2 separate regions of the Homo sapiens genome follow, and region 2 is linked to region 1. Evidence: read pairs that join two places in POLR2A ChIA-PET (ENCODE). Cell type or tissue: CD4-positive, alpha-beta T cell. All regions are shown on one strand.

Region 1 (5,000 bases):
AGAAGACAGTGTAGTAACTTTTTCAAACTGCTAAAGAAAAAAGACTTTGGATTTATTATTTTATATTGAACTAAACAATTATCTTAAGAGTAAATATAAAGGAAGGCATTTATGATTCATTCTTCCCCAACCCCCAGTAGAACCATGCTAATACGACTATTTATTTTAGCAAGAAAATTAATGAATTCAGAAGTAGTAAAATGCAAGTACATAGTAGCATAGGCAAAAATACATGAACAAAAATAAAACCAGTAAAATGTACTGGAAAATGAAAAGAAGTATAACAAAATTCTAAGTTTTATGTGTTTAATTGCAATCCAGAGTCAAAATTTCATCAACAGTAACATGAGGGAAGGGGGATGGAGACATGTACTCTTACAAATACTTGATTTACACAGTAGAGTACCAATCCAGAATCCTGCTCATATAATGTTTGCTGGCATTTCATGAAACCTTAGAAGCTGATTTTGAAATTTTGACTCTTCCATATTTGTTAAATCTGGGATCAAAAGTTGGCTATCAGCATTCCAAAGGCTATTTTATTTTGCTGGTTACCTTAAAAAACAACCCCTATATCTCATTCTTAATTTTCTTTAAAGTTTTTTTTACACGGTCTCACTCACTTCCTTTCTACAAGTGGTTTAAACCTTTGTAGTATAGTGCAGCTATCAAGCATCAGCAATGCTTGGGCCATATAGGTGTCATTTTCACTAAAAAGGCCATTTAAGCCTTAGCCAGATAATAGCACAAATACATTGTGTACCTAGGCTTCTTTTCATCTATTTACATTTCAATCAGCTGTTTGCCAAATGGACAGTGAATTTAAATGTCTTTCCAGAAGCTGCCTTTAAGAAAGACATGCAGTGAGCTAGGCCAGATAAAACAGAAAAACACCACGATGCTATCATAGGATTTCTTCCTTAGTCACCATCAACAGGACAACCTTGAAACAAAGACATGATTTCAGACCATACTAAGAAGTGCCTCTATTGTGCCTGTCTGTATGCAAGAGAACCATAAAAAATCTTAATAAATGTTACAATTTAAATGTTTTGAAAAAACACTGTTTTATAATACATACATGAGACAGGAAAGATAACTTGAGTGGCATCAAATTACAGACTATATAAATAGCCACTGTGTATAATAAAACTCACTGAATTAGAGTATATATTTTCCTACAACCTAGCCTGGAAGGTTGTATAGCACTTTGCTTTTTTGTGAGTTATTATGTTTATTTAAAAATGACAAGTATGATAGATGACCTTAAATAGTCTCCAGCTGCTAATGGTTTACTATCTTGAAAATACTTAGAATCATTATTTAAATATTTTCATATAATTGATTTTCATGAGTATTTTCTTCATATTATTTCACTGCTCAAGAATTATCAACTAATCTTTGTAAAATAGCACAATTCAATTGTAAAATAGCACAATTCAATCATAATTTATGACAGCATCATATTAATGAAAAATGTCATATAATCTGGCAATTAGACTAACATACCTAAATATATCAACCATTTAAGAAAATGAAGCAAGTTAGAGTATGATCACTGATAAGTACAGCAATAGCCATAATCAAAAAATAATTCAGTCTGAAGAGAGTACATCTCAAATGCACTGCATTTTAAGTCTACAGATTTAAAACGCACCTTTCAAATCTCTTAGAGGTCACGTTAGAATGTTTTAGATATTTAAATTAAAAAAAAATGGCAATGAGAAAGACTACTTTGTAGTTCTTATTTTTAAAGTTTAGAAAAGAGCGCAATAAAGCTCATTTACAGTTCAAAATAAAATTTAATAACTGGATTAAATCAATTGCTAAGAAAATAACAATTACTTACTTTGGAGGCCCATGGCTGAAGACAATTGGCATAACAGCGAACAAGAAAAGCCATTTCCTAGGCTGGAAAGGGTAGTTTCCTTTTCAAACCAGAGCTACAGTGATGAGTACGGTGATAAAATTCTGTTAAGTTTCTTTTTACAAATCATACACCACTGCAGTGTTTATATAAAGGCAGCCTCTCCAAACCCCTTTTAAAACTGAAATCAGGAGCTTTCAGTATTGTTCTAAATTAAAACGTTCACTTTAACAAGCAAATCACAGTAAATGAAGATGTTTACAATTCTGGCTCAGAATATACAGACATATACATGCGGCCTCAGGCACCTGGCACAGACATGCAGAGTGGTAGCACAACAGTTAATACGGTATCAGTCAAAGCAAATCAGGCAACATGCACCAAATCTGTGTTCCTGGATTCCGTGAAACCTTTCCTCTCTGTAATATAGCTTTGTCTTTTCTTCAACTTATTTCATTCTGTAGAACAAGCACTGCAGTGATTCTTCTGCATCAAAAGCAAACATTGTATCCTGAAGATTAAAGTTTCTTCTTTATATTCTTAACCTCCAGAGGTTTAAAAAAAAAAAAAGTTGAGCAAATGGCAGTTAGATGATATATGCCGTAACAGGTTTGTCCTGTAGAATGTCTAAGAATCTCCAAAATTGTAATTATTTTCTCTATTCACATGCACTGTTTACAGCTCTGCAGCACTGTTCCTTATTCTAATGTATCAGTAAAACAGCACTGTTGATTTAAGTCTAGCTTTTCTGGTTAAACATTTTTATATAATATGGTACAAAACCATTATATCTTCTGCTAAAGCAAGACTGAATGTTAGTGTCTTAATTTCTACTGTCCTTGCCTGTTTCAAAGCAGCTCCCTAAGGAGAAGCTCCTATTGATTCTATGCTCTGCAGTAAGATGAAATATCTAATAAGAAGGAAAGAGAGTGGGAGGAGAATAGAGCTAAAAGGATGACATCACCTGTACAGAAAGCCTCCAGAAACTGCATTAGATCAATTGGCTACTGTATCTGCAGATGTAGCCCCAAGAGCAATTTATTGAAAACATACACACACACACACACACACACACACACACACACACACACACACCCCATCCTCCTTTCCATGAGACACGTCAGCAAGCTAAATTCTTTAAGAAAAAAATTGGCTTGAGCACCCTTTCTACTTCACAGTTTTAAAAATCCATTTTGATTTTTAATTCTGTACATTGATACACAGCTATATTTGGGAAGCCATATTTCCTATTATTATTCAAATGTAATACAGTATTGTCCTCCCAAGGTAAAATTATAAGCTCTGATAAGATACCATTGCATTCCAAATAAACAAGGCAGCCTAGGTTCTCAGATGTCACATGTATTTGTTAACAAGGGGTTTCTGCTTGCAAAATTTGCTATTTATCAAATAACTGTTCTGAAAGATATAACCTTCAGGATCACTCTAAATTAACATTAAGAATATACAAACTAGTACTAAGATTTGTAGGTAGATAGTAAATTTAAATGGAAACAATAGAATTTCATTTTGCAAAGGGAAGCTGGAAAAAAATCAGATGTACACCAATAGTTGCAGCATGCACCTACTTCTTTGAGAAAGAATAATCTACACAACATGGTACTTTCCTGTAGCCCAATGCTGAATTCCTAGAAAAAGACAAGAAGCCAGCAAAACTCACTCAGAAGAAATCAAAGAAAAGGATTAAACCTGCTTCCAGAGTGAGTGTGGACTAAAAAAAATTGCCCCATTTTTCTATAGAAATTACAGAAAAAGATTTTAATTTTGCCACACCCTCTTCCATCTGAAACACAATACCACTAGTACCCATCCTTGTTCTTCATGCTTCTGCTACAAGGCATTAGATACTCCAACTAAGCTTGCAATGGTTGCTCCTAGTGGCCAAAGAAAGACAGTTCCCAATAGTAAAATATAGTTAGTTATACCTCCAGGCGGCAAAATTATGAGAAAAACAATCACTGAACAAATCAAAGCAATATAATTATTTTGCTTTATTTACCTAACACTTTTATTTTGGGGAAAATGGGGTGTGCAACATAAGAGGAGATGTTACCTGGGAGACAGGTCTTTTAACAAAGGACTCCACTGACTGCAGAAGAAACATCTTGTTGTTAAGCACAAAAAAAATAAGTTCTTCAATATCTTTGAGAAAAGTCTGAGTCACTTTCTGAACAACACTATGCTGCCAATCTGAATTACACTGCTACTTATAAAACTAGAATTTAAGTTAAACTAAGTATAATTTTGAACAAAGACAAGTTATGCTTTCAAAATATGTAATTATTTAGATTTTCATAAAGCTTTTAAGAATGTTTTTCTGCCAAAATTCCAAAAGACACAATACCAAAATACACAATACCCGCATTTAAATATAAAATTAAATCTCACAAATGCAAACAAGCATGACTAGTTTTCTAAACATAAAACATGCAATATTTATACAGGTTGGTTTTCAAGCACCAATGTGTTTTTTTTTTTTTCAGTTTAATTTAAATCAATCATACGTGAGTTGGAATTCCACTTGATACTTAATATTGTACATTAATTAAAATCTAATGTTAATCATTCTTTAAAACAGAAAAATGATAGTAGGTACTTTGTATGTACATGAAGACAAACTTTCACTTAAGATAAAATTTCTAAAAGATGAGTATTTTACACATAAATATCAGTAGCAAGATTCAAGAATACCAAGAATTTCAACACCAGACAGTAATTATATTCATGTATAGTACCAACAGAATATATTATAGCCGAATCAAAAAGCAAAATTTTAATGCACACCTTTCCCCCTTTTTATAAATCATGCTGATCAACACACAAAGAAGGACCTCAAGCTGGGCAAGGGAGACAGCCATCTCTTAGCTGCTTTAAAAAACTGCTGCCCAGTGTGAGAAATGCAATCCACTAGTGCCATATGTTAGACCTACTGTAGTAAACACCAACTCAGTAAAGGAACAAAATTCTCTTTTCCTTTAGTTTGGCTTGTAAGTGAAGATGACATCATCCTTTTCCTTTTCTACCAATCATCTCATAGTATCTTCGATTCCAGGGAACTGTATAGTGAACCTATCATGCTAAATCTCCCTGTGTAACAATACTAAGAAAAGAA
Region 2 (5,000 bases), 310 kb before region 1:
TTCCCACTTCCCATTAGCTCTTTTCCATAGGTGAATTGCACAAATTTAATATTTTGTTAATTGTTAAATGTTGGTATTGAGAAGAATATAGCAAGTTACCATTGATTCATATGTATACCTGAAGTCAGAAATCATTTAAATATGAAGAATATTTAGTCAATATAATTTTAGCATAATTAAACAATTAGCAATGTGAATAAGAAATCACTCCCAAACCTTTCAGACAGCTCTGACTCATCATTACATAATGCTCACATGGGTGAGTGTTTCAGAAATTGTTTGAATTCATAAGAAAGAGCAGCTAAGTGTTTCTACTTTAATATATCTGTGATGACAAGAAATTTTCACTCAAATTTTACTAATTTGGGATGGAATCTCATAATGCAAAGATGAAATGGATTTTTCACAAGCACACAGGAAGTCAGTAAGGAGTTCTTGGCCATCCAAAAGTCTCTAAGTCCTGAGATAGATTTTTATATACTGGTTAAAAGCATAGGCTTTTGCTACAAGACTGCCTGGGCTGACCCCCAGCTTCCTCTGTCCCTCAGTTTCCTCATCTATAAAGGGAGAATGAATAATAGTCCCTACCTGAAATTAATTAATATATTTGAACTACTTAGAACAGCACCTGGCACATTATAAGCACTGAACATGTTAGCTATTCTTTGCATTATTTGATAATGACATTGAACCAAAGAAACTAAGACTTTACTAAATGAAATTTTAAACAAACATAAAATGAATGGAGGTGGAGACTCTCCCATGCTGCTGCACTTGCTTTTGTATTTCTACTGCATGTATGTTGTCAGCTGAGTTCCCTACAATCTTGTTTTGGCCTCAGATGGCACACTATCTGCTCCTTATGCAGTTGTTTTATCTCAGCGTCTTCTTTAACAGTGAGATATGCATTGGTGTGGACACAGAAGAGGATGTGAGTGGAGGGCATGGCACCCTTCACTTCTCAATACCATTCCCAGTGATTCCCATAGAAAGACAGACACAATGACAATATCATTTGCTACCTTAATCCTGCCACTTACTCCAGCCTTTGCTTCTGACTCTGCTCCTGCTGCCAAGCTTTCAGCTTTGTCCTAGATTCAAGTCTCCAGCCCTCTCACCCTGAAAGGTATAATAAATGCTGACTGGCTTCTTAGCTAATGTAATTAAATCATTGGCACCCCATCCATTTTCTTAAAATAGCAGATTACTTTCTCCCCTACTTCCAAGCACTGTTTCTTAGCTAATTTGACTCATCATCATCCTATCCATTTACTTAAAAATAGAAAATTGTTTTCTCCCCTTTTTTCACTTCCTTTCCAATCCTATATGGAACTCAAGTGACTATAAAACATAATTGTTTCTTTCTTTCCTCTAGTCCCACCAGACATTTTAATCTAATATGGAGCATCTTCAGACCATCAGGAATGCCCCTTATCTGGCTTTCCCCTAAAAATACCTGGAGCGTGTTTTCAGTCGTCTGGCCCTTGACCTTCGCTTTTGGGATAAGGCATGTTTCTGCAGGATGAGTACTGGGAAGATGTCTGGGGGGGCACAGCTGCCAAGTTTGAAGCTGTCTTATCATTGATTCAACAAACACTGTTGCTTTCTTGTGATCAATATCACAACTCAGATCAAAAAATGCGATTTTCTACATAAAATAAAAACTCCACCCAAATTACTTGTTACCATATATGAACTATTTCTGTTCTGTTTTAAAGCCTATTTCAGTTCTGTTTATTTACTAGATCCTAATTCCTCTCACCCAGTAAAGGACATTGCTCCAATAGTTCCTGCTCCCTAGCCCAGTTTTTAACCCTTCACTAAATCATTTCCATCAGCCTACTACAATGCCATTATTTGTAGCATCTTTAATAAAATGAACAAAAAACCCTTTTTGACTACTTTCCCCTCTATCTACTGCCCAATTTTTTAATAGCTAAACTTCTTAATAGCCATCTGTAAATTCTGTCCTCAACTTTTCCTTTACCACTCTGTCTTGAACTGGCCCCAATAAGGCTTTTGCCCACATGACTCCACCAAAACTATTATCAAAGCCAGCAAGTGTCCTCCATGTTGATCATTCCAAGGGTCAATCCTGAGTCCTCATCTTACCTGACCAGCAGCATTTTATGACACGGATCATTCCCTCCTCCTGGTTGCACCCTCTACACTTGGTTGCCAGGACAGCATACCCTCTTGGTTTTCTTCTGTTTCTTCTCAGTATCTGGCTGATTTGGCCTTTACTGTCTAACCTCTCAGTGTTGGAATGCCCAGGCTCTGTCCTGAGCCTGTTTTTCTTCTCTCTCCACACTCACTTTCTTAAAAATCTCATCTGTTTCCTGGGCCATAAATGCCACCTCTAATCTGAAAACTCATAAATGTATTTCTCCAACTCAAGCCTCTCTCTTGAACTCCTGACTCACATATCTAACTATCTAGTCAACATCTCCACTCGAATATCTACTGGGTATCTCAAACTGAATAGATCTCATAGAGAATTCCAGATCTTACTTTTCTAACCTACCTCATCTGCAGCCTTCATGGTAACTGCATCCTTTCATCTGCTCAGGTCAAAAGTCTTAGAGTTAGCTATGAATCTTCTCTCTCTGCCACATCTCACATCCAGTCTGTCAAGAGTTCCTGTTGGGTTCTCCCTTCAAATATATGCAGTATCTGACCACCCACCACTTCCTTGGTTACTGCCCTGTTCTGAACCACCATCCTTTCTCACCTGGCCTAACCCAATAACCTCCTCCCTATCTCTCTTCCTCTAACTTAAACTCCATAGTCCATTCTCAAAACAGCAGCCAGAGTGAGCTTCATAAATGTAAGACAGCTGCTATCATTCATCTGTTCAAAGTCCTGCAATAACTTCCCATTTTACTCAGAACGAAAGTCAAAATTCTTACAAGAGGCTCAACATTGCCTCTTTTAAGAGTGAAGCGTGCTGAATGGCCACAGAGAAAAGGGTGACCGCAGCAGATGCAGGAGCCAAAGCAGAAGGTCAGGCAAGGGAGTAGGACAAGGCAGCAGGACAAGCAGAAGCAGCATCTGGGTAGAGTGAAGGCATCAGGCCAGCAGCAGCCCATGTGGGGGTGCCCAGCAGGGGACCTAGAGGCAGAAGCAGCAGACTGGAAGACAGGGAATGGGGGGTCCACATGAAGCAGCTATGGTGGGCATGGCAGGCAGAGAGGGTAAGCAGTGGCCGCCGTGTGAACAGTGGCTTAGGTGGAGCCCTGAGCCAAGCTCAGAGGATAGCAGCAGCCTGGTTGAAATCGAAGTGGTGGCCCAGAGCCAGGGGAAGCCCAGAGCAAAGCAAAGGAACATTACACACAGTGGCTTCTCTTGATTCATGACACTATGTAACAACCTCTAAAAACCCTGGAGAGGTGTCCATAGGAGAGAACCTTGAAAGAAGTCTAGAGTGGTACAGTTATTTGTGTGAGAGCTTTCAAACTAACGGGATTTCAGGCCTAAATATTAAGGTGATTTTATGCGTACCTACAAGCCAGGGAGTTATAGGGACATTCAGAGCTACATACTTGTTTATGACTGTCCTAAAAGAAACTGTCTCATACAGTAGCAAGGTCAAGATTTCTGAAAAACAAACACAGAGGCTAATCCTGTGGGTGATTGAATTACAAGGCAATTTGAATTTACAACCCCACAGGATCACTTTTGTTCAAGTACAACACTGATTGGGAAGAAGTGGGACTTTGGAAATTGGCATGAGGAGTCTATAGAAAGATTTGAATGAAGCTTGGTCATTGACCTCTATGTTCCGCCAAGGCTCCTTTGCTTGCCCTACTTCCCTGCCTGAGAAAGTCAGTCTCCCCTTGCATGAAGAACCTGGAAGAGTGACTTTGTAAGAGACAAATCCTCCTCAGGACCTATCCCTACTATCTCTCATTGTTTCTAGACCTACAACCAGATTTAAATCACAGCAGGCCTCAGGAGGTCAGTTACCAAGTGTGACCTATGAGAAGGAACTAAACACACCAAAAAAAAAGGTAAGATCTTACCAATTGTGATTGATAAAAATGTGTGGAGCATGTTTGGCATCCCAAGAGTGTTGGATCAGGGTGGAAGGAATTTAAAATAGGATCAGGCCGAATTTATTGTTATGGGTACATGAAGCAGAGATTCTTGATTTGATGTGTTAGCTCAAGAAACTGAAAGTGGCTTTAACCATTTCCATGGCTGTTCACTGAAACCTGGAACCGAAGGATAATTGGTCCTGGGGTAGCAAGGATCAACTGGCCCTGTTTAATTGCCAAAGACAGGATGGGTATGGTTGACACAATTGGTGGCGAAGCGAAGTAGTAACCAGAAACGATTGTCTTGCAGAGATCTTTGGTGTTAGCTAATTGCTCATGGTTGTCTCAAGTCTGAATTAGGTGGACAGTCTACTGAAGTCTCACTTTAGTATAGCAATTTAGTATCATTTGTATGTAGTATGATTTGAATAAGCAGGAAAGCTCTAGGTTTGATAAGCAGAAGTCTGCCTTTAATTACACAATAGTCTTGGCCCCTTAACAAATTCCTACACTTGAACCAATTCACAAATTTAGAGACCCTTGAATAAAGAGGAGGCCAAGTTCCTGAAGGAATAATCCTGATACATAGCCAAAAGTTTATGTCATAAATCTCCCTCCTCACCTTCCCTAAAGGGGCCTGCAGTCATTCATTTACCAGGGTGATATGCATTGGGGAAAGTGGAATAGCCAAACTTTGTAGAGATTACAGAACACTGGCTTTAAACTGGCACTAATTCCTAGAGGACCAAAGCACCGCTATGGTCCACCAGCCAGAGTAGGGGCTTATGAATGAAGATCAGGTGATTATTGAAGTTTTGGCTGTGATTGGCTTCACAGCAAGTTCAGTAGGTTGTTGAACTCACCCTGTGGTTATTTATCCAATTCTGGCATGTTTAGTTGGAATAGACTTACTCAGCAGCTACCAGTACCCCTGCATTGGTTTCCTTACTCTTGGAGTGAAGG

The links. ChIA-PET counts read pairs that join two places held together with the same protein. Peaks named below come from ENCODE experiments on the same cell type or tissue, not always from the same donor. Only the 100,000 strongest peaks of a DNase experiment are listed, where the experiment ranks them.
Region 2: POLR2A ChIA-PET joins it to region 1 with 5 read pairs; 3 of 35 experiments call an interaction of 5 or more read pairs at or near these places.

The regions. Positions count from the first base shown.
Region 1 is chr5:131,530,252-131,535,251 of GRCh38, forward strand. The region is part of intron 6 of RAPGEF6 (Rap guanine nucleotide exchange factor 6); the gene reads right to left. Among named protein-coding and RNA genes, the nearest start is that of RAPGEF6, 100 kb to the right of the region's middle. In CD4-positive, alpha-beta T cell, a CTCF peak has its summit at 3,749; DNase peaks (open chromatin) are centred at 1,920, 2,190 and 3,750; H3K4me3 peaks cover 2,009 bases; H3K27ac peaks cover 2,454 bases.
Region 2 is chr5:131,221,837-131,226,836 of GRCh38, forward strand. LOC124901061 (a long non-coding RNA gene) reads right to left here and starts at 2,635. Exons shown (of 2, transcript XR_007058932.1): 1 at 2,525-2,635. It also overlaps a transcript of CDC42SE2 not described here. RefSeq lists enhancers at 2,575-2,634, 2,995-3,094. In CD4-positive, alpha-beta T cell, no CTCF peak of the experiment used is centred here; DNase peaks (open chromatin) are centred at 2,785 and 3,285; H3K27ac peaks cover 819 bases.